Linked DNA regions of Mus musculus: region 2 is linked to region 1. Evidence: chromatin loops called from intact Hi-C (ENCODE). Cell type or tissue: left cerebral cortex. All regions are shown on one strand. Each heading gives the region's core, and the rest is flanking DNA. Links, peaks and the distances in the headings are about the cores only. Region 1 holds the start of Sdk2 (sidekick cell adhesion molecule 2). Region 2 overlaps Sdk2 (sidekick cell adhesion molecule 2).

Region 1 (12,143 bases), core at 3,684-7,683:
ACGGTGGGCAGTAACTAACTGGGCAAGCTAGAGGGATAGATTGTAGCCCAGGATATCAGTTGGTGGTAAAAAATGCTAAAATGAGGTTCAGAGATGACTCCCTCCGTTAGTCAAATGCTTCCTGGGCAAGCTCAAGGACATGGGTCTATCCCCAAGCACCTATATAAGAAGCTGGGCGCCTGCTTGTAATCCCAGCACTGGGGAGGTGGAAACGTCAAACCTCTGGAAACACACTGGCCAGCCAACCTCGATCTGCCTGCAAGGTTCCAGATAGACCCTCTGAAAACAAGGTGGGAGGTGCCACGGATGGCTAGGGCTGTCAATTGATAGTGTTTAGAATCACCTGAAAGATGACATATGAGCCTGCCTATGAGAGATGACCTTGATTACGTTAACTGATGTGAAGAGACTGTTTTTAACCAGACTGGGGGCGTTCTGCCACGGGGAGGGATACAGAGGTCAGGTGACTACTGCTCTTCCGGTTATGAATGCTTTCACTATCTCCCTAGAGTTGCGTTGCTCTTTCAGAGTGATTGGCAGCCAAGCCTCACTGGTCAGGTACCACTTAAAAGATGTTGCTGTAAAGGCAAAGCGGTGAGCCCCCTGGCCATTTGGAGGGAGGGCGGCGCAGGCACGGGGATCAGCAAGAGCAAAGTTCAGGGGCAGGCCTGCATGTAGCAGAACAGAAAGGGAGCAAGCAGGTCAGCTCTGTGCTCGGAACTTTGATCAGAAAACACTCGCCCTTTGAGGTGTAAGAACCTGGCTCTGGTGGCCCCGAAGGGCAGATCCGGTGGTCTCTCTTGTTCTAAGCAGATTAATGAAACCTCACTTGAGTCAGAGTTTATCACTCGGAGTCTGAATGGTCCTAAATGATTCTAAATCTTCATCCAATTCAAAGATCAATGACCCAGCCCCCCAGAGGCAGGTTTCTCTGTGGTTACATGCTCCTGCACTTTATGGCAGACACATTAAAGACGTTGTCAAAGAAAACGATTCCTGCCATCGCAAAGCAAGTGTTCTGTCTCCGCCAGCGTCCTCCTTCCTTGGCCCCTTCCACTCACATTTAGAGCGCCCTCTTCTGTCCAGAGCTGTTCAGCATCCTGCTGGGAGCTCATCTGGGACCTGAGAACCCCTGGCTCTCCAGCTGCAGGAACAATCCCAGAAACAAAAAATGGCTATCTCTTCTCACGCACTTTCGTTCTGTCCCAGACAAGCCTACATTTAGCAGTTTTATTGTTTTAAAATACTGTCTCCTGTGGTCTCTTAACCTCTATTTTCTCTGGCTTGCATCTGGCTCCCAACCAACATAGCTGTGAGTATTTCCACACTGGAGTCTGTGCTTGGAGAATCTTTTCAGTCTCTCTAAGCCTCGGGCCCTCTTTTCCTAGAGAACGAGTGGATGTTTCCAGTCGTGGGAACAGGACCCTCACGGTGGATCAACTTCTTTCTCTTTCTCATTGTCTCCATACCTTCCCTTTCCCCACTTTCCCTTTATCCCTCCCTCCCTCCTTCCCTTTCTCTCTATGTTTCTTCCTTCATCTCTGTGGAAACAGGGTATACCAGACTAATCTCAAGCTTGCTATGCAACCAAGGATGATCCTGAAGGATTCTCCTACCCTCACCCTTCCTGGGTGCTGGAATATAGATGTATACCACCATGCCCAGTTTATATGGTGCTGGGAACTGAACCCAGGACTTCATGCTTGCTAGCCAAGCACTCTGCCAACAGAGCTACATCCCCATTCGATCCTCAGGGTTAATATAATGAATTATAAGAAGAGGAGGAACGGGGTGTGATCACTCAAGCCTGTAATCCCAGCATATGGAAATTGAGGCAGGAGGTTGGCAGGTCTGAAGTAAACTTGGGCTACACAGCAAAATCCTGTCTCAGGAAAGAAAAGAGGCCACAACTTGGCTAAGCCAAGAAGAGTCTTAGTAGAAACCAAATCAGCCAAGACCTTGATCTTGGATTTTCTGGACCCTGTGAGAAGCAAGTCTCTGCTGCTAGAGTAACCCTGTCTGTTGAGTTCATCATGGCTGCCAAGCTGACCAAGATCCAGAGCCTTCCTCTTTTTATAGGGGATTAAAAGGCCACATCTACTCGACTTTCCTTTTTTCTATTGTCCAAAAGACCGACATGGAAGACTACTACTAAGAATAACCTCTTCCGGTTAAGGTGGGAAATGGCCACCCCTGCCATGCAATGCTCTCCATCCCCAGCTGGTGGCGCTGCTCTGAGAGGTTGTAAAACCTTTGGAACTTTTGTGTGTGGCTGGGGTTAGGTAGGGGTGGTGATGAGGTTAGGGGTGGGCTTGAAGGTGATATCCCAGGAGCGCTAGCTCCTCCCCTCCCTCCCTCCCTCTCTCCTTCCTGATCTACCTAAGATGTGAACAAGACCCACGACCCAAGTTCCCATGGCCACCCAGGAAATCCTCTCAGCCAGGCTCATCTCTGCCGTGATGGATTGTTCTCGCTGACTCTATGAGCTAAAATAAGTCTCCCCTTCCCTAAGTTGCTTCTGGCAGGTGTTTTGTCACCGTGATGAGAAACTTCACTAATATACCTGTATTTCAAGGCAACTTGTTTTCTCAGTTCCTTTGGGTAAGATAATGATGCTTTCTGAAGGTCCCTACTCTCGTGGCATGGGGGAGGGCGGGTTGGGGGGGGAGAGTCTACCTATCCCTATCTACAGCACCCTGAGTTCTAGTGGACAGGGAACTCTAATCCAAGAAGGAGTCGCTGAAACCGTGGTGCTGGGAAGAATATACAGGGTCTTGAATTTTGTTCTGAAAATCCATAGGTTGCGGATCGCCTCGGCCTTGGCTCCTCTCTGCTCCCTCATTTCTCTTCTGAATGGTGTGATGTCTGGTTCTTTGGCTCACTGTTTCTGCCTTCTCAATGTCAGCTAAACAGCCGTGGGCGTGGGCTTCACAGCTGGGGGTGGAGCCTTGCAGCTTGAGCAGCAGCCCCCACAGACAGTGAAGGACTTGGGCGACTATGTGTGCTGGGAGTGGAAGCGTCCGTCTGTGCCTCCAGGGTGTCCCCACTGGTCCCTGATGCCACCCAGTGCTCATGGAACACACAGTCTGATCCTGTAATTGAACACTCTGTTCTAGCTCCTGTTATGCTAGAAACTGAAACAGAAAAAAAAATTTTTTTAACACAGTAACCACATCAAAAAGCTGACTCTGCCTGACCTATCCTGAGCTCTGTTTATATGGAAGGGAACAGAGGCTGGGCTCCGTGTCCAAGGCTGGGAGTAGAGAAGGGGGTAATCTTCTGTGATAGCAAACAGGCCCCCCATTACCTACTCCAGCCATTGTCTTCCTCCTGGACACAGTAGTGATGCGTCCCCTCTGTGATAAAGTTTCCCCGGCAAATAACACCCATTCGCTAACCATGGAGAGGTGGTCCTTGTGTGCCGTGGGCGTTTTCTTAGGAGAGGTACCATTTTACCCACTTACCTGCTGGGGGGGGGGGTGTTCTGGAGCAGCCAGGACTTCCTTCTCTTTTGAAGTGAATTCTGCTGCTGCTGTCTGCATCGGTCTAGGTTCAGAGGCAAACACAGGGAGAAAAGTCTTGCCTAAGGACTAATCCTAATGGTGGAGGGAGATGGGATCTAAATAAAGGAGGAGACCCAGCCTGTCCCCAGAGCATTGCAGGAGAGCTGTATCCTGTATCTGTAAGTCCAAGCGAAAGGGTGGGGGTGGCATTGGGAGCAGAGTGGGGTGCAGAGCCTGAAAAAGGCACACAGACCCTCCTGGTGGGGTACCCACAGTAGCTTCACCTTCTGCATATCTCTCTCTGTGTGTGTGTGTGTGTGTGTGTATGTATGTGTGTGTGTGTGTGTGTGTGTGTGTTTCTAATGTGAAGGTTCACGTGTGTTTACATTTGAGTGACGGCCACAGGGCAACCTCAGCTGTCTACCCGCAGGTGCTGTCCACCTTGCTTTTTAAGAAAAGCTCTCTCATTGACCAAGTTGGTTAGACTGGCAGGTCAGACACCACCAGGAATCCACCTGTCTTTGCCTCCCTAGCACAGGGATTTCACATGAGCACCACCAGTCTGGCTTTCTGTGAGGCGGGTTCTCAGGGAGCGTATAAGACTCAGGAGCTCCAATGATTTATCCACTGAGCTCGCTTCCTAGCCCTCCTGTGACCTTCTAACTATTCTAGGGGCACCAAAAACAGGGGAATGGTGTCTGCAAGTGGCTTTTCCAGAAACAAGTTCCTCTCAGAGGGATAAAAAGAAAACTACCTTTCTGTGGTTGCATAGGCTGATTCCCCGCCCTACCCGCCATGCTCTCTCTTTTCCAGATGGATGGAGGCAGGCTGGATGAGAGCTTCGGGGATAAGGACTCCCCTTAACCACATGAGCATGGAAGACAGCCCACAAAGACAGGAGAGCACCCTCCCTTTCTTCATCCTATCCCGGGGATAAAGCGTCTAGATTTGTAAGGACACACTTGCCTGTTCAGAAGGTCTGCTCTTAGGATGAGCACAAATGCTATTTGGAACCTGAGCAGCAGCTAGCTCAGACTCTTGCAGTTACAAGTCTGGGCACTGGACCCAAATGGAGAAATCCACCAAGGTTTCAGACGTTGGTACCCACACGAACTCCAGCCCAAGGGCACAGACAGTGTCTCTGCTCCGATTGCTGGCTAAGAAGCAATTGCTGCAAAACTGACTCTCAGGCCCCCTCTGTGAGCAAGCCCTGTAACAACACCCTAAAGAACAGCTGTTTCTGATGGGATGGGCAGGGCCTGAGCTCTCAAGCGTGTAGTTCAGAGTCTGGGGCTTGGGGGTAGAGAGGCAGAATCTGGGTTTCTCAGAGATGGGAGGGGCGTGGCCACCTAAGGGGGAGAGATCTAGGCTGCTTATCCCCAAAGCCACTCCTCAGTCAAAAACTCAGTCGGATAACAAGCCCTAGGCCCGGACTAGGTTCAGACTGCCAGGGAGAAAGACAAAAGCAGGGTTTGAAGTGGACGAATGTAAAGCTGAAGACAGGCAGGCTAGGTTTTTCGTCTATTTCCACTAAATGCTCAAAGCTGTTCTTCCAAGGCAGGTGAGGAGAGAACAGTAGAGCGATGAGAGGTGTTCAGTGCCTGCGTCCATAGCGATGAGAAGAGGCTTGGGGACTGGAGAAGATGAGGCAGAGCTCTCGAAGTCAGTGAGATGCCTGAAGGGCAATGACCAGAACTGGAAGACCACAGGGGTGTGTCTCCGAAGACCTGGGCCCTGGAGGCATGAAGAGAAAAGCTGGCAAAGGTGACGGGCCTCAACCCTTCCTTTTCCAGCCGAAATACCAACCTTGCAAGACTGATTTTTTTTCCCAGCAGGCTCAGTGCCAGGGACTACACCGTCTTTTAGGAAACCCACGGAACTGTTTTAATTTCTTTTAAAATCAGGGGAAAAATTAAATGAACTTTTAAATGAAAGAAAATGTTTTAATATGTAGTAATATATTTGTTTTTACGCCAACACAGCCGCAAAATATTACTTTTAATATTTTTAATAGAGAAAAGAGCCCACGGAGGTAGAGGCGTCTGTTGCCTGTAAGTACAACTGTTAAAGGGGTCTTCCAGCTCCTGGCCTTCCCACACTAGAAGGTACATTCTGCTCCCTTCCCTGGGCCACGAGGGAGGACCCCTCTGGCTCTCTCCTTTGTGTCTCTGCTGCTAATGTGCCTTTAAAGGGGGAGCTCAGAAGAAGAAGAAGAAACAAAGAACGCACGAGTTTGGCACCAACTTCACTTTCTCAGCCTTCTGCAAGTCCCAGGCTTCCCCTTTATCTTGCTCTCCGCCCTGAGCGTTTCCAGACTTTTAAAGAGTCTGACCTGGGAAGGAAAAACTGGAATCAACCGGTTGACACCCCCCCCCCCCCCAACACACACACACACCCTTCCCAAACTGTTCTGCCTGGTCGAATCCAGAGGGGTACTGGGGGCTTCATCCTATGGGAGACTGGGATAAGGCCTTCTAGGGAGGAGTGAGGGTGGGCTGAAGCTAGAAGACCGGGCCAGAGAGAGCGGCTCGCTTGCAGCCCGCGCTACTGCCCTCCGGTGGGTCCCGGAGACGCCAGGCGTCCGCGGCCGCGCACACGGATTGGGTTTCTGCGGGGCTCGCTCCCGGGCCTGGCTCGGGGCCGCCGCCGCCCCCTCCCTGCGCGCAGGCTGCGCTCCAGTCGCGGCCACGGGGTAGCGCTCGGCCCCCCTCTCCGCGTCTCCGCCTCCGCCGCGCTCGTCTCCGGCTCCCGCTGCCCCCGCAGCTCCAGCTCGGCGCAGGCAGACTCTCAGGCTCGGCAGCAGAGCAGCTCTGAGGACGCTGAGCCCGGGCAGCCCAGAGCTCCAGGCTCTGCGAGGCAGCTGCTGCCGAGGTGGGCGAGCAGCAGGCGCGGCCGAGGCGCGGGAGCAGCCGTGGAGACTCGGGTCCCCGCGCCGGGCGAAAACGCCGGGGGGCCGAGGCGGCGCCGAAACCCCGGATCCCAAAGCTGCCGGCAGGGCTTTCCCGGTGCGGCTCGCGCCGAGCTCCATCCCGGGTGCGGCGGAGAGCAGGACCCGCCGGTCTCCTCCTCAGGATCGCCCGCAAGAGGCGCGGTGCCCAGGCGCTGGCTGGAACCTGGGCCGCCCAGCCGGGTACCCGAACCGGGCATCCATCCCTGCCCGCAGCTGGCGCAGACATGGGCGCACGGGGCTGCGCGCCGGGCCGTGGGACCCGCAAAGTTTGCTAGCCGGAGGTGCTCAGAGCCTAGGGCGAGCCCCGCACCGAAGCCCCAGGGGAGGTACCCCCGAAATCACTGAATTGGGCACGAGGACCGTGGAGCTGAGAAGGGTGGCTCGGCCCCGCTTAGATGCCTTCTGCAAAGTTAGAAGAGAAGAAAACTTCGGCTCCGGGGAGATTCGGACCGTTATGCTAACCGCGCCCCCCGAGCCCTGCGCCCCTTCTAAAAGACACCCGGCGCCCGCGCCTGCTACTGTGCTCCGCTTACATCAAGTCCCAGGGGCCCGGCGCCTGGAACCGCGGTGACTACGTCGGCCCGGGAGAACCCAACCAGGGGGCGGGGAGGGGCGGGAGGCGGGCAACGTGGCCACCAGGAGGAAGTTTCCTGAAGTTGTCCTCTGATTCGGGAGCTCATCCAGCGACCAGGCCGGATCGCAGGGGTCGCCCTGCCTATGAGACGTAGTCTGAGTCGGGGTGCTAAGGGATACAGGCACCCCGAATTTGAGAGGAGGCTTGGCCTCTTTCTGCTCTCCCCCTCGCTTTACGGAATAGCCAGCGCAGAAAGAGGGGAAAGCATTTGGGGTCGCCGGTGCGGCCCCTACGGGCATAGCGTCCAGGACTTGACCACACAGTCTCCCGGGACTCCAAAGGATTATAAAGCAACTCGCAAAGAGGGGGCACTTTAGAGGACCCCTCGGTCAGCATGTTCAGCAGCATGTGGAGGCTGCCGCTCTGGACTCTACTGGCCCTGCATCGGATCCACTCGGCCGGGGCCCAAGGTACGGTATGGGTGACTTTCTCCACGTGGAACTGGAGAAGGGGTTTGGGTGGGCAGAAGAGAGGTAACCCCCCTAAGACACCGCGTTTGGCCCAAGCTGGACCATCTCTTGTACGTCTCAATGCTCCCCGCTTCTTCGACTTTTGGAGCTCTGTTTGGGGTGGGGCAGTGTCTGATACTTCTGACCTTTCTGGACCGGAAAGGTGAGGTTACGGGGAGGTGGACCTTTGTGGATACTCTCTGGTCGGGGTAGGAGGGGCGCGTCATTCTGTGTCTTGGCTCCATTGAACTCCCTAAGCTCCTGGTCCTGCTTGACGTCCGAAAGGAAGGGCAAACCATGGCAGGCAGGCACTGTGTGGTCCCAGGGCGAGAAGATGGGGCGGGCAGAAGCTGGGAAGAAGCCGTAGTGGTGGCTCAGGGTGCCCGCTTGATTTCCCCTCAAGAGCAGATACTCTGGTTAGCCATGTATGGGAGCCCGCGCCTGGCTGCCTGGCCGGCCGTGGCCGCGAGAGCTGGGGCGGTTTGGCGGCATGGTCCCGGAGCCCAGCGGCGAGGACAGCGGCAGACCCAACCCCCACCCCACCCCGACACACCCAACGGGCAGCCCCAGCCTCCAGCTTCCAGGACTAGCTGGATGCCTGGCCACTGCTGCTTTGATCTGTAGCGGCCCAGAGCAGACAGCCTGGTGAGGAAGGGCTAGTGGGTGTTCAGTGGGTGTGTTGAAAGGAGGTGCGATGGGGTTGTCCCTCCCCGCCTCCTGCAGCGGATGCCCGCGCGTCTCTGGGGTCCCCTGGAGGGTCATGGTAGGCTACGGCGGCGGCTGCACCCGAGCTTTCTTGCGTTTGGGGTTCGAGGATCCAGATGGTGGTGGCCGTGGTGGCCGAGCGGCGCCTGCTGGGGGCAAAGGGAGAAGTAGTCTAGAGTGAATCCCCAGACTCATCGGTTCAGCTTTAGATTTCCTTCGGCTTTCCAGGCTCACAGAGAAGCCAGACCTACCCAAGAGCCAGGGGCTTCAGGGCTTCGGTAGGGACTGGGATGGCGTCGCAATCCCCCTACAGAGCCTTTCTCCACTTCTGGGGTCCCAGAGCCTCGGAAAAGAAGGGTCCCTACTTTGTCCCAAGTCAGGAAATCCTCAGAGCCAAGATCAGAGATGAAAACGATCAGTTGTCGCTCACAGGGCTGAGGAGAGGACTTTTTACAAGGCAATTTAGGTAAAAGCACTTCGAAAATTTCTAATGAGCGCCATAAATGTAAGGCAATAAAAGTTATTATTTTTATAGTGATCATAAAATCTTCCAGTAGGCAGGGACCTCAGAGGTCATCGAATTCTAGTAGCCATTTAACTGATGGGGAAACTGAGGCCCTGTGCAATGAGCTGACTTGCCCAAGAGCACTCTGATATGTGGGGTAGGTGTCAGAGACAGAGACCTGGTGAGTTCTGAGTCTCTCTCTCTAACGGGTACCTCTGTAGCCTCTCCTGTAGGGTTCTCACCCTGTGGGGACCCAGGACAGTGGCCCTGACAGAGTTGGAATGGGCTGTCCTCCACTCTGGGTACCTGGCCAGCTTGTTCTGAGCTGGCCGTGGAGGGAGGGGTTTCTGAGGGGTAGCTCGTGTGGAACCCTTCAGCTCCACTTTAGTGCGGACTCCAACAGGACTGTGTAACTTGCCTTGGGGGGACAGGGAGCTCACCAATTGGTCTCCCATCTAAGACCACGCCCTTGTGGTGTCTCCAGAGCACCTTTCAGAGTGGTCACGTCCCAGCTACCTCCACAGCTGCCCACGTTCCTGAGGCCAAGGTGCCAGTGTCTTATTGAAGTTATGGCTCCCCGTTCCCATGCCTCTCCCAGGAAGAGCTCTATTCTCCTGATAGGATCAGAGAAGCACCTTTGTGGCCCCCCACACCCCGTACCCCCGCAGCCCCCACCCCCCCACACACTCTGGTAGCTGTTTTCCCTCGATGCTAGGCTGTCTGATTATGATCTCTGGCTCTTCGAATGTTTGCTTGCCAGCACTGCCCCCCTCCTTCCATTTGTCGCCCTGCAGAGAATTGTGGGAAGAAATTTTCTGCACTCCACCTGGGGGGCAATGCTGGGCTTGGGTGAGGTTAGGGCACAGGGTCTTTTTTTTTTTTTTTTAATCTTCTTTGGGGTTAGTTTTTCTGCCTCTAAGTCCCTGCCATTACCCCTTTGAGGACAGTTAAAACCTCAGCATCTCTCTGACGCTATAGGGTCTGCCCTGCAGACATGGCACACACAGAGTCACCCAGCAGCTGCTTCTCCTTTGAAACTCGTGTCCTGTGGTTACTCCTGTGGGGTAATATGGAGACTTTGGCCTAGTTCTTTTTCCAGGTGCTGCACTAAGCTGCATTACCTGGTTGTACTGAAAACTATCTTTTGGCCATTTCTCCCCAAAATCAATCTTACATGATTCCAGCTCGTTTCCCAGACAAAATGCAGTAATCACATTGACAAAGCATTCCCTCCCAAACTAGGAAGGCGGGAAAGGGTTCTCATGAGCTGGCAAAGACACCTGCGGAGATGTTTCTGAAAGACTCTTAGCTGCTGGAAGCCTCAGTTTCCCCATCTGTACCTTGGGAACAATATCTCCCTCTTTGCAGATTTGGCATGGCTTACGGGGACTCCATGGAGAGGTCCTTTCAAGTCCTTTACACACACACACACACACACACACACACACACACACACACACACAGCTGCAGACTTCCTTCTTTGACTACATTGATGTTTCCTGGAGTGGCCCTTAATGCTCTGAGCTCCCAGGAACTAGTCACAGGTAGATTTGCACAATTCCCCAGGAGTTGGGGTTGGGAGGTCATGGTGATCCTGGCAGCCTGAATTACTGAGTGCTTTGGAGAATTTTTCATATGCTGGTGAGCTTGGCCATTGCTTGAAAGCATCCAGGCCAGCCCAAGCTGCTGGGAAGAGGTCAGGGGCTGCCAAAGCAGCCATTCTAGGAGGTTTAGGGGGTTCTTTCTCAATAGAATTGCACCCGGGGATGAGGGGCATAGACCAAGAGGACACTGAGGGACAGTAGGGAAACCCTGACTGAGGCCTAGAAACTCTAGTCCCGGAAGCTCCTGGAGAGTCCCAAAGGGAGAAAGTTTAGCGCTGGGAGCTAATCACGATAAAAGCCAAACAGCACACGGGGGAATGGGATGAAAGTTTAATTACATGGTGTGGCTAAGCTGTAATTATTAATTACTGACAGCAAAAAATAACTTATTGATCAGGGCCTCTTGCTAATTACCAGGAGGCCTTAGTGTCATGCTTGCCCGGGGCTCAGCTGTCAAAAGCTCCACAGAACCATGAGCATGGGGTGGTAAAGAGTCCTGCTTCCCCATCCCTTTCTCTTCCACCCATCTATCTCTTACCCTGGGTACCCCTTGATGTCATGGGGGGGGGTCTGGAACCTCTTGGTAGGGTGAGATAAGTGATGGAATTTGGTTCTTGCTGCCTCTGGCTGCAGAAGTTCCCCCTTTGTAGGGTGGGGTCACTCTGGACCCAGAGCAGAAACTAAATCCTGCAGGCAGGCAGCTTGCACCTGCCGTGGAAACTCTCATGCACTTGCTTGGCAAATATTTATCGACCACCTCTCCCTTACGTCCTCTACTGGAAGGCGGGAGTAGGGGCCAGGAACCTCATTCCATCAGGGAAGGGAGGCTGGGAAAGAGGCCAAATCCTTTACAACAGACCGGTGTTTAAGCAGGACCTCAGTGGCTGGCTTTAAGGTGGTGTGTTAAACTGCATATCGGAACGTCTTTGACCTTGTTCCCTAGGACACAGCTGGGCTGTGAGCTAAAGAAAAAAGAGAATGGGCTTGTTTTCTGTCCCAGGGGTTCAAAGAATGCCCGGGAAGTTATCCAGAGCTGTCCTCTACCTGCAAATCTAGGGCCAGTGGCCACGTGGCCAGCTTTCATACCCGCATGCAATGGAGGGCTCCTTACTGTGAACTATAAGGCTGTTAGACATTGCCTCATGCTGATGAAAGAACTGGAAGGTACGTTGTTGGTTAGTCTAGAATTTAATGGGTTCCCTGCTTGGCAGGAAGCCTATTCCCTGACTCCTAGCCCCTTTGGGGGGGGGGAGTTAGAGCTGAAATTGACCTGGGGTTACTGAGCTGCTTCAGGTTACCCACTTTAGCGCCACCTCCCCCCTCCCCATCACAGTATTGCAGAGGCCCCTGGAGCTCCCTAAGTGGTAAGAATTAGTCACTGTAATTTGGGGCCTTGGGATGCCAATAGCAACAAATGGGCCAGCAGCAGATCCGTCTACTGCCTGTAATGGAAAGGAAAACAAGCCAGTTATTGAGACTTCCCTAGCTACACAGCACTCACTGGCCCCTGATGTCCCCATGCTGGGCAGAAGCAGGTCCAGGGAGCCTTGCTGAGTAAAGGAGTGTCAGGGCTGTCCAGGACCCCACTCCAGAGAAAATTGGTACCTCTCTGGGCACCCTCAGGAAGGGAGTGTAACCAGGCCATGACTGAGCCAGGATCCTGGAAAAAACTTCCTCATCTGAGAAACTTCCAGTGGACTGGGAGTTCCCAACTTGGGTCAGCCCTTTTCAGCCCCTACTTCCATCAAAAGTGATGCTGAACTGAGCAACTGAGCATGCTCCCTGTCTCTGAA
Region 2 (12,143 bases), core at 4,070-8,069, 140 kb after region 1:
AGATGCCAGTCGACATCTAAGTCTGCAAATGTAACAGCCAAACTAAATGTCCCCGAGCTCCAGATATACAGATGTGCACCCTGCCTTAGGGGACTTTGCCCAACAAGCCTCTGATGGACCCAAGTTTCTCTTAGCTGGAGCCAGAGCTTCCATTCCTAAGGGTCCCTAGATCAACACAGCAGGGGAGGACAGTGACAGCTGGATACCCAGTGGATCCTCTTGAAGGTCCCTTTTGTCCCCTCCTCTTCTTTATGCAACAACCCAGTAGGCTGCCTCTCCAGTCTAGTTAACCTCAACTGAGAAAATGCCTTCAGCAGATTGGCCTGTAGGGAAATCTATAAGGAGTTTTTTTTTTTTAATTAATGATTGACGTGGAAGGACCCCACCCACTCTGGGCGGTGCCACCCAAGTTGTCCTGAGTTGTATGAGCAAACGGACTGGGTAAGCCGTGGGCGAAAGCCAATAAAGCAGTGTTCCTCCACAGCCTCGGCTTCAGTTCTGCTGCCACCTCCTGCCATGGCTTCCCTCAGTGAGGGACTGTAGCCTGTAAGCTATGGAGACCCTCTCCTCCCCCAGTTGCTTTTGGACACGTGTTTTATCACAGTGATAGAAAGCAAACTAGAACATGGTCACTCTGATATCCTTTTCTAATTTTATTTTAATCAAAATATAATTACATCATTTTTTCCCTTCCTTTTCCTCCCGTGTCTCCTCCCTCCTTCTCAAATTGATGGCCTCCTTTTCTTTGGTTATGATCATTGCACATACACATAAATATAAATACATAAATACAACCCACCCGGTCCGTTTAGTTCTGCTTGTGTGGATATGGTTTCAGAGCTGACCACTTAGCATCAGATAACCAGTTAAGTGGAAAGACTAATTCTCCATTTCTCAGAAGTCATTGGTTGCCTGTAATCTTTTGTCTAAGGGTAAGGCCCTATGGGGATCTCTACCTCCCATGTCATTGTGTCTGAACAATGATATAATACACATGCTACCATGTCCTTTATTGTCACTCTGGCTCCTAGGCCTCCGATAAGAAAGGCTGTCCTGAAAGCCTATGTACCTATAGAAATGAAGGCTCAGAGAGGCCCAGAGCCTGGCCATAACCCACTCAGCTATGAGCTGGACTCTAAACTCAGCTCTCTGATGTAGGAACCATGCTCTCCGGCCTGCTCCAGGTGGCCTTACCAAATGCATTGGTGGGTAGGGTCAATACACTCTGCTTTGAGTGGACATAGCTGTGGCCATAGATCTTGGATACCTGTGATGCCCCCTGACCCAGTCCCCAGAGATGCTCAGAAATGTCTCCAGGCACAGTCTGCTCCAGCCTATTTCACTCTCTGGGGAGGACCCCTGTGTACAGGTTCTGCCCAAACCTACCTAGGGTACAGGCCTGCCTTCAGCATCCTCTGTGAGTGACAAGAAAAGCCAGAGGAGAGGAGATGGGAGAGAGAGGGTCGACAGGGATGGCCTCAGAGGGTCAGGCCTGGCAGTAGGTGGCAAGAGGCACAGCTGGCGCCTTGTGCCTCCAGTGGACGTTGCAATAATTATGTCAATTAAAACTAATAAGTTCAGAGTGTAAGTGGAAAGGTAGAAAAAGCAGGCAAAGTCTTGAAAACCTTGGCTGGCTGGGTTTCCATGGCAACCTGTTTCCTCACACTCTGGCTTTAATAGGTTTTGATTTGAGAGGAAGTGAGGCCTCCATTCCCCCATTCCCAAAGAAACCAGGTTTAGAGAGGGGTGCCATTCACTGTACCTGAGCCCCGGGAAGGGCATGCTGAGGGTGGGGAGGGGGGGCAGCAGAAGCCTTGAGAGCATCCCAGACACAGACATAGGCACGGACACAGACACAGAGGGCCTTGTCTGGCATCCAGGCCAAGCTGTTGGTCTCACGGCTGGCCCATCGTGGCTCTGGGCAGAAGTAACTTCCTAGAGGTAGGGTGAGAACTGATGTTGTCAGAGTTGGAATTGGAACCCAGGTCATCCTAAGCGTCTACCCGTTCTACTCAAATCCCCTTGGGCCAGAGGTCTGAGCAGCAGCCTGCCAGATAAATAAAAGGATGTCAGGAGCTGGCTTGATTTGGTAGCATTCCATAGTTGGGCTGGGCACCTGGGGGCATGGTAGTGTCCAGGGTGTCATGGGTAGGGCCCCACTGTAATGAAGATAAGGCCCTGGATCAGAGGTTCCACTCTGCCCCGACTCCCCATGGATACCTGTTACATTTTGTCAGTATCTCCACATCTCCATGTATTCACAGGTACAAATCTGGGATCACAGACCTAAGAATGGCAGGTCAGGCAGGGCATATCCATGAAGTCCTAGACTCCCTCTGTGGCTGGGGCGGGCAGAGGGGAACAGTGGTCTTCAGGCATGGTGTGTCCTTCTGTGTCTCCGCCTCTCTCCCCACAGTCCCAGGTACGGTCATTCCTGTTCTCACTCTGTTCTCACAGCCAGGACACATTTATTGATGCAGAGACTTGGAGTGTGTGCAAATGGGAAGCCGGGACGGGAGGACTGGCGGCATTTTCAGGCCATTCTGGGCTACATAGTAAGACCCATTTTCAGGCTACCTCTGTCCAAAACAAACAAGCAGAAAGATGAGTAGAATAGAAAGAAGAAAGGGGAAAGAGGATAGAGCAGAGGGGGGATAGAAGGAGGAGGGAAGAGAGGAAGGAAAGAAGAGGTGGAGAAGAAGGAGAACCAGGAGGGAAAAGAGGAGGGGGTGAGGAGGGGAAGAGGTGAGAGAAGAGATGACTAAGTCCCAGACAAGCAAAGTTTGTCCAGAGTCACAGTTCAAACCCAAATTGGATCAGGACAGGGACCATGGAATCATCTGGAATAATTCACATGCCCACCCAAGTGTCTTCTCTCTCATTTTTGCCCTCTTCCCCAACAACTGATGGATTTCCCATGGCCGGTCCCTGTAGCCTGGGGACCAGCGGCTGTACCTCTAGACTTCCTAGTGTAGGAAGTGCAGAACATGCAAATGAAGGACTGGCTGCTGCCCGAGGGAAGCAGGGAAGCGAGGCTGGAGAAAGCTTGTCTCTGATGAACTGAGGCTATTTATTTCCACCACAAAGAAATTTAGCATGCAAATTAAGAAGGATTTGATCATCCATCACCCGAAATTGACGTGCTCGAATCTGACCCGAATCCCTGGTAACTATCACACATGGATGGGCGTAGGGCGTGCACACAAGGTCCACGGGGAGGCCGGGAGAGGTGGGCTCTGCCAGCCGGCCAAGGCCCATATGCTTCTGTTCTGGGACCTTTCAAGGCGTGCAAATGAGATGATCATTGATCCTTTCTGCACAACTGGGCTAGAGAGCACAGCTGTCCTGAGGGGCTCCCCCACCCCCGCCCCACCCTTCTTAAGTCTTCCTGTGCCCCCTACCCTTGGCTCTCAGCCAGGACACAGAAACTAATCAAATATCTCACTGTGTTCTAGGACTGTGCAGACAGGTGACCAGGACAAATGCCTAAAGAGTTGACCATGACCACGCTTCCTGGGGCTGTCCTTCTTGCCTGACCCCTCCTCCTCCCTCCTGACCCTTCCTGGAATTTCTCTGATGTTCTTTCCTTGAAGGTTGCCCCACCACCACCAAGGCCTTCTTCAAGGTCTGCCTTGAGGCTCTAAATTCAACTCCAATCTCTTCCTTAGGGTTTCCCAAGTCTTTGGGGCAGCAGAGACCCCAGAGGGTAGACATGGAAGAGGGATGAGAGATACAGGAGGGATTTTAGTGGGGACTGCAGAGGCTGAGAGAAGGGAGGGAATGCGGGCTCAGAATGAACAAGCATGGGGGTGGTTCTCAGGCACTAGGGAGCCCCAGAAGGCTGGGGAGAGAGGTCCTTGTGAGCCTAGGAGGACTTCAGGGAGAGAGGTCCTTTCTCAGACACAAATATAGGAACCAGGACAGACCATTCCCTGAAAGAGCCTGGGCACAGGCCTAAGGACCAACCATAGCCAATCCAAGGCCTGCGGCCACCACGGTCTCTCTCCTTCACCTTAGACTCCTAGAGAATGGGACCCTGCCTGTGGGGACATGCTTGACTTGACTCTGAGCATTGTCTCCAGACAGGGACATACTGCTGTATCCAAACCCCCCCCCAAAAAAAAACCTTGGTGGCTTAGACAAACTATCATTTCTCTATGAGTACCTACTGGACTGGCCCCTGACCCTATTTACTGATAGTCCACTTAGGCAAACTCCTGAGTGAGTCCAAGGCTAGCCTTCTCTCCTCATGTGGCCTCTCCTTTCTGACATGGAGGACTCTGAGTCAGATGGAAAACTCGGGGTCCTCGTTTGAGAGGCATATAGACACTGCAAGTCCATTGAGACCTGTGCCATCACATGTGGGGTGAGGGGGGGCACCATAAAGCCAGCCTAGATTTAGAACAAGATGGGGTCTATGTCCTGGGAAAACTGCAGAAAAATACCAGGCTTGCAGTCTCTGATCTCCGAGCCTTTGCTCAGGCTTGGCCAGTGTCCAGTGGCTTCACAAGCACCTTTTCCAGATGGTGGCTCCCAGCAGGTCCCCTTGGGCCTAATTAACACGGTTCTGGTCTGCTTCATCCAGAAGTTGCTTCTGAAGTCACCTGCAAGGGTGACTTTGGAGAGTCCAGAGAGAATGTTTGGGTACAACATGGCCTGGAGGGGCAGGGCAGAGGGGACAGAGGTAATGGGGCAGGTTCTAGATTCTGGCCTGAGAGAGTCCATTCAGGGGGTCAGGGCACAGCCATCCCAGGCAAGCACCTTGCGTCATGTCTCACGTGCATGAGCTCTACCCACAGGCTGCCTGCAGGCCAGGGTTTACCTGGCTGAATGAGCCTCGAGCCAGCATCAGGACCATAAGGAGGACAAACGGCCTCCTTTCTTCCTGGCAAGGCAGATGAATGAGTGAGGGAGCGTAGAGCCAGTAACAGTGATGCTGAGTCAGACAGCATGTACGAATGCCTTATGGCAGGCCCTGAGCACACTGCCTGTGTTGTCACACTTAATCCCCGTGGTATCGCTTCAGGCAGGAGCTAAGGCATGTTCTGCCACCTGCTCACTGTTAGACCCCGAGGCGTGTTCCTTAACCCCTCCCTCTGTGCCTTGGTTTCTTCATCTTCTCCATCTGCCAAATGGAGACGTAGCTCTGACGTAGGGTAGTTCATAAAGAGGATGAAGAACATTAGGAAAGATTCATTACCATGACCCTGCCTTGGGGAGGGAGCCAGGCACTGTGGATAAAGTTTACAGCTATACTGTAGATCAGTGAGGTAGACAGAGAGCCAGAAATGGCTGATTGAGAAACACGGCCATACCTTGCCACAGGGAGGGTAGGTCATTGCTAACCTTGAGTCTGGTCTGCCTGGGTCAGGAGACTCAGTCTGATTGTACAGCACCTGGGCTGCTGATGGTGGGCAGGGCTCCAGGCAGACCTCTTCCCTGTCTCCCCACACCCGCCTGCCAGGCAAGTTGCAGGGAGTTTCTGGAGCCCCTTAGCTCAACCTCCAGGCTTATCAACATTCATTCATCCCACAGACATCTGGTCTAGGGAAGTCGGAAGCCTGAGGCAGTCTAGGGAGCAGAGTGGGGCTGGGTAGGAAGCTCTGGCCAGCTGGGCAGAGCCAGGCAAGGTTCACTGTCTCACAGCTCACCCATGCCTACCCAGTACCCACCTCAGTGTAGCTACTGCATACTCACCCCTCCACTTGATACTGAGCGGCAGCTGAAGGATCTACTGCAAGGTTATCCCTGCCCACAAGATGCCCAAGTTCTCGTTATCCCTGCCCACAGATGCCCAAGTCATCCCAGGGATCCAGAGATGATAAGGGGAGCAGGGTAGGTAATATTTAACATCATCCCTTCTGTCTCCAGAGACATCCCCTCTGTGATCTTGGTAGCCGGCTGCAAGGATGAATAGACCAGAGATGTACCTGGGGATCAGGACAGCTCTAACCCACGACAGCCACAGAACGGTGTTCATCACATTGTAAGGATGACAGCATCGCTGTGGTTGCTGCCATTGTTACTGTTAATACTCAGAGCCCCACACAGCATCTGGCCATGGAGCGTTCCAGGGAGGGTGGGATGAGTCACTGCGACGATGAGCTACACAGAAAAGCAAATTTCCTGGCTCCTGACTCAGTTTCTGGGACCCAGCTAAGCCGTTGGCAGCCAGTTCTGCTATGATGTAACTTACACGTTCACAAATATCTCCATGCCATGCAAAGTCATGCAAAACTCCGCAAGGCCTGTCGGGGAGGCGGGAGCATGGCACCCAGCATCTCCATTGGTGGCACACACAGAAAAGGAGAGGTCTCGAATACAGATGGCTGCGTGATTTTGCAAGGGTTCACTGGTTAAACTGATTCACTGGTTAAAAGCTGGAATACTGGAGCAGAGTTGATGCTTTGCTGGAAGGGCTAGACGTGGGTTTGGGGAGTGGGCGTTGGAAGGAATGTGGCTGGTGAGCTATTATTCAGGGGTAGCAAAAGAGCCATCTAAAATCAAAAGAGTGTTGTAACTCAAGTGTCAGGGAACTGAGGACCCTAAAGGTTTGAGTATTTGGTGCAGAAGTGGTTCAGATAGCTCCAGATTTCTATACATGCCTGTCATTTCTTGTAGAGAAAACCACACATAGACTTATGTGATATTAAGCCATGTAGTGGCCCTGCCCTATGCTGAGGATCTATAGGCTATAACTGTTGCTCGGGAGAAGAATAGGCATTTACATCAATGAGCTGATAAACAACCCCTCACAAGCATAATGAAAGTCAATTAAGTGAGCATGCATGTGCACACATGTACACGCACACACACACACACAAAAGTATAAAATAAAATCTTAAGTTATCAAAAAATTCATAAAAAGTATTGCATAGATGAAAATGTCATAATGCATACTAATTTTATATCTGTTGCTATGACAAAATACCCTGGAAGAAGCAACATTGCGGAGACATCTATTTGGTTTATAATTCCCAGTTACAATTCCTCAATGCAGGGAAATCAAGATAAATACACAAGCCAGTCCCATCCCAGCCAAGAGCAGGGAGATAATAAATACATGCATGTTTGCTTGCTTGTTCTGATGGATTTCTCTACTCTTACACACTTCAGGATGCCCTGTCTAAGGAATGGTGCCACCCACAGTGGGTTAGGTCTCCCCACATCAATTAACTTAGTTATAACAATCCCTCATTGAGACTCTCTTCCCAGGTGAATCTAGCTTGTGTCAAGTTGGAGATTAAAGCTACTCGTTGTATAATGAAACCTATTATTATGTATAATTACTGATAATATATGCCAATAAATAACTTAAAAACCATGCATATGCATTTCTAAAGTGCACAGGTGCTGGTAGCATTTTTCAGTCTTTCTGCAGAATTAGATGAATGTGAATTTTTGAAGGCAAGCCTTCTGGCCAACCAAGCTTTCCTTGTCTTTCTCATGAGGCAGTTGCCCTGACTTTGTCCCGTTTTTGAGATGGGGTACCTAAGTTTCAGTCCTTTGTCTGAGGTCACGTGCTCCATAGACAATGGAGCAGCTGAAACTGGATGGAGTAAGGGTCCGCTGAGGGCATAGCATGGGCTCTTTAAGACTGGTCCTTTGGAGCCCCATCAGAGTCATCTCCCAAATGAGGAAACACAACAGATGAGGCCACACCCCACCCCTTGTCATCTCCAGAAGTTCTTCTGTCCCAAACCCTTACTTCTGACCTCCCTTTCTCTGGCTACACCTCAGCCTCTCCCTTATCACAGCCAGTCCATGGTAGCTAACATGGTCTCATTTGCCTTCCATGTTTAGCCCAGGCTGCACCACCCTTCATGTGGCAGGGCTTGGAGGAGGGGTGACCTTCCTCCTATTGGTCAATCCCACCTGAACTTTGGAGACCTTTCTGGCCTAAGTCACCATTCCCCCATGGTTTCCAATGTATTCCACTCTACCCCTCACCCCTTCCCCAGGCATCTGAAACCACCACACAGAATTCTGTCCACTTCTGGGGCACAAGACTCCAGACACTACCTCCTCTCCAGAAGATGGTTTCCTCCCTTCCCCTCTTCATCTGTTTCCTTCCACCAGAGTTCAAACCTACTCAAGGATCATAAAGCCCCTCTGTGGTCTTCATTCCACCTTCATGCCATTTCTATTTCCTCTCCTTGTTCTCTTCAGGCCATGTCCTTGCTACCTTTATGTCAATTCGACACAAGAGTCATTTGGGAAGAGGGACTCTCAAGTGAGAAAATAGCCCCATAAGATTTGTCCGAAGGCAGGTCTATAGGGCATTTTCTCTTAACTAGTGATTGATGTGGGAGGGCCCAGAGCACTGTGAGTGGTGCCACCCCTGGTCACGTGACCTTGCTGTGCATAAGAAAGCAGGCTGAGCAAGCCATGGAGAACAAGCCAGTAAGCAGCATTCCTCCATAGCCTCCCTCGGTCCTCCCTCCAGGTTCCTGCCTTGAGTTCCTGCTCTAGCTTTCCTCAGTGATGGACTTACAAGCCACAAGTGTTGAAATAAACCCTTCCCTCCCCAAGTTGCTCTTGGTTTTATCACTTCAGTAGAATCCATAAGACAACTCAGGACCTGGTACCCTACTTTCTCAATCCCTCCTCAGCCTTCTGTGCCCTGGCCCCACAACTTCCCCCACCACACCGAGGGGTGTCAGAGTTCTTATGCTGAGTCAAAGGCACCTGTCCATCACCCCAACCTCTGGCATCATCGTATGATGAGTCCTATCTCCCCTCCCTTGTGTCAAAGACCAAATTGGTCTGTCATTGGCCTTGACTGTCTGGTCTCGTCTCCACCTGCTGAGTATGAGTCCCGTGACCAGGCTGTTCCATACCAGACTAGGTAGACCCTTCTGAGGCTCTGTGAGACACAGCTGGGTGGGTACCACTGCTCGCATCCACTGCAACACAAGCAACCATGAATGATGCAAATTGTGCTGAGGCACCGGTGAAAGGTTACTTGCGGGTCCTTGAGACTTGAATGTCATGTGATTCTCAACCATCGCAAAATTGTCTTCTTTTGGTTTTGTTCCAAAACCTACCCATGTGGAGATGGTTCCTAGTACGCTCCGTTTAAAGCACTGTGGTTTGCCTGCCTCCTGTATACTCATCTTAACACCCTCCCCCGGTTCTTTTGTCCTGAGAGAAAACCCAAACTTTTTAGCCCAGGAGAGCCTATGGAACATGCATGGCCATCAGCCCAGCCTTTTTTCTGCCCACCCTCATCTCTGGTTAAAGCCATGATGGATGGCTCATCGTCCTGGATCTGGCTCTCCTGCATCCGTTCATCATGCTCGAGCCCTCCATCCCTCCTCATCTCCTCTTCCCTTTCCCTCTGACAACAAATCCTTCAGCTGCTTCCAGCTCTGTTTCGCCCTCCATCTTGGGCCCTCCTCCTCCATCACCCCACCCCTAAAGTCTATCCACCCTAATCTTTCAGCAGTCACAAGGCCAGAACCTCAGTCAGGGGATGGTGAGCAACTTGGGGACCCCTCGTTATGGAACAAATTGCATCCCTATTTCTCCCAAATTGTGTGATGAGCCTTCAACCCCTGGCACCTCACAATGAGGCTTCATTTGGAAGTAAGATCATTGCAAACATAGTCATGTCAGAGGAGGTCACACTGGAGCTAAGGAAGTGACCAACACAATGACATATTTACAAGAATGAGCTAACAAATGTCCAGGAAGAAGTCGTGTGACGGCGAGGCACAGCTTGGAGAAATGCAGCCACCACTAAGGAATACATGGGGAACACAAGAGTTGCAACAAGCCAGGCAAGGTCCTCCCTGGAGCCTTAAGGGGGCAGGGGCTGGTGGTAGTGGTGCTTGTGTTCCTGCAACACTAAGACTTCAGACTCCTGGCCCTCAGTGTTGTAAAAGAAGTTGCTATTGGACTGAGCCACCAGATTTCTGGCACTTTGTTGCTAGAGCCCAAGCAGACAAATTGGCCCTTGGATACAATAGAGACCCAGGTCCCCAAAACAGCTGGCCACTCCATTAGGCATCCTCCTGCTGTGGAAGGAAAGGAGGGCTCCTAGGTACAGATACCCTGTGCTGCACTGGATGGGTCTAACCCAGCGTGGGAGATGGTTTCCCCTGTAAACCCTGGGGCTGGATGAGAGCAGCAGGAGATGGCAATGAAGCTGCCCTCAACCCTTCCTATGCCGCCAGGCTTCCCTGGACCAGCCCTTGGCTCCTGCGCTCTGATTTCCAAGTGAGCTCTTTATCAGTGTGTGTTAATCTGGTTGCTTTTCGGGAGTGAGGAGGATCATAATGAATCATAATGAATCACAAGCAGGTGCCAGGAGCCCTGGACAAAAGAGCCCTCCTGGCCCTGGGGCAGGAAGCCAGATGGAGGATTGTGCTCTGGGAAGGAAACCGCTAAACCAAGCCTCAGAGCCGACAAAGCGGAGCAAGGAGCCACAGGTTTTCAGCTTCTGGTTTTGTTTCCTTTTGTTTGTTTGATTTTTAGCATAATAACTGTGCCCTCCCATTAGCCTTGGGATTTCTTATTTCCCAATTGGAATATATCTCCCAACTGAAAGATGTCTGTGTAAATGTCTTGTACCCCAGACAAGCGCTATCGCCCCCCCACCCGACCCCCCAGCTCTTCATCCTTCCTGCTCTTGATGGTTTGCTTAGATACCTCCTGGCTGTGTGACTCAGGAAAACATGCTCAACCTCTCTGAGCCCAGGCCTTAGAATGAAGAGATGGATGTCTCCAGTTCATCTCACAACCCATTTCCACTCCAATTATGGGAGGAGGGCTCCTACTTGTGCTCTGAGCAGAGATGGTTCCATCTACCCCTGCTGAGTAGCTAGCCCCTCTCCCAGCCCTCCCTGACCATGGTCTCCCCTCAATGACTGGCTCACTCTCACTTTCTCAGCCAGGCAGACATGAAAGGAAAAGTCTCCCGGAGGCGGAGGCGCACAGGTTTGAATACTTGGTCTCCAATTGCCGTTGCTACTTGGGAAAGTTCTGGAAACTTTGTTGCGAGGATGAGCCCTTGAAGGGCTTGGTGGATGATGGATGCTCATCACTTGAAGACGGTCCCCAGGGCCTTGCTCTGATGCCTGTCTCCCGTGAGATGAACAGCCTCCCCCATATTGCTCTGCCCAAGCGCAGCTGACCTAGCAGCCCCGAGCTGAACTTTCCCAAAATGTAAATCAAGACAAACCGTTCCTTCTTATCCTCTCCGGGATTTTGGTTACAGTGTTGCTGAAGTAACAGACCTCAGCTTGGGGATCCCAGACTGATAGATAACAACTTAATGAACTCCTTTTCCATGTTCATTGAGGGCAGTTAATTGGCCCAGAAGGCCATAGGGTTGATGGACAGCCAGCCCAAGCCAGGCCTGTCACAGTGCTAGCAGCCCTGGCTCAATAATACTGCCAGCCCTCTTATTGAGGATCGATCATAGCATCATGGGGTGGGGGGATAGCTCAGGGTGGCCAAGAGGCCAGGGCTGGAGACAGCTGGAGACATTTCCTCTGCTTCTAAAGCAAATGCGGCTTGCAAGAGATCATATGAGCCCATGGTGTGTTACATCTGAACACCATCTTCAGGGACCCGAGGGGCTCAGGCTCTAAACAAAGCTCCCAAGACATCTGCTGCTAAAGAATCTGTCGGGATTGACAGATGTTTCAGCACATACAGGTGCTTGCCATCAAGTCTGATGCCCTGAGTTTGACATTAGGACCCCCATGGTGGAAGACAGTAGTTCTCCCCTAATCTCCACACATACCCCCACACGTGTGACTGCATGCAGTGAATTAATTAACCAATAAATTAATTAAAATGTAATTAAACAATGTTTTAGAGCAACTGGACCTTTCCTCACCTACGACTACATACTAAAGTCTGCGACCCCCATCCTCCCTCCAGAATCCCCAGAGTTTTCCTTCCTGTGTCCACCTCACCCTGGAGAAGACAGCTGTGTTAGTTCATGTGTTAGCTGCCATGACAGATTATCACACAATTAAGGACTTGGACTTGAAGGGGTAGATTATTTGCATGGCATGCTCAGGCTTATCCCCAGCAAAACACACACATACACACACACATACACACACACATACACACACACACACACACACACACGCACACACACGCACACACGCACACACACACACACA

Evidence for each region. Hi-C counts contacts between places; a loop is a spot of excess contacts. Peaks named below come from ENCODE experiments on the same cell type or tissue, not always from the same donor. Only the 100,000 strongest peaks of a DNase experiment are listed, where the experiment ranks them.
Region 2: it touches region 1 in a loop (11-fold over the local background); 3 of 42 quality-filtered maps call a loop at or near these places.

The regions. Positions count from the first base shown.
Region 1 is chr11:114,061,157-114,073,299 of GRCm38, reverse strand. It overlaps Sdk2 (sidekick cell adhesion molecule 2), which reads left to right and starts at 6,271. Exons shown (of 45, transcript NM_172800.3): 1 at 6,271-7,497. The coding sequence starts at 7,422. In left cerebral cortex, for the core only: CTCF peaks have their summits at 4,715 and 6,147; DNase peaks (open chromatin) are centred at 5,249, 6,259, 6,915, 7,359 and 1 more place; H3K4me3 peaks cover 1,875 bases; H3K27ac peaks cover 966 bases.
Region 2 is chr11:113,921,401-113,933,543 of GRCm38, reverse strand. The region is part of intron 2 of Sdk2 (sidekick cell adhesion molecule 2); the gene reads left to right. Among named protein-coding and RNA genes, the nearest start is that of Gm51929, 110 kb to the left of the region's middle. In left cerebral cortex, for the core only: a CTCF peak has its summit at 6,254; DNase peaks (open chromatin) are centred at 4,507, 4,952, 5,562 and 6,122; H3K27ac peaks cover 2,075 bases.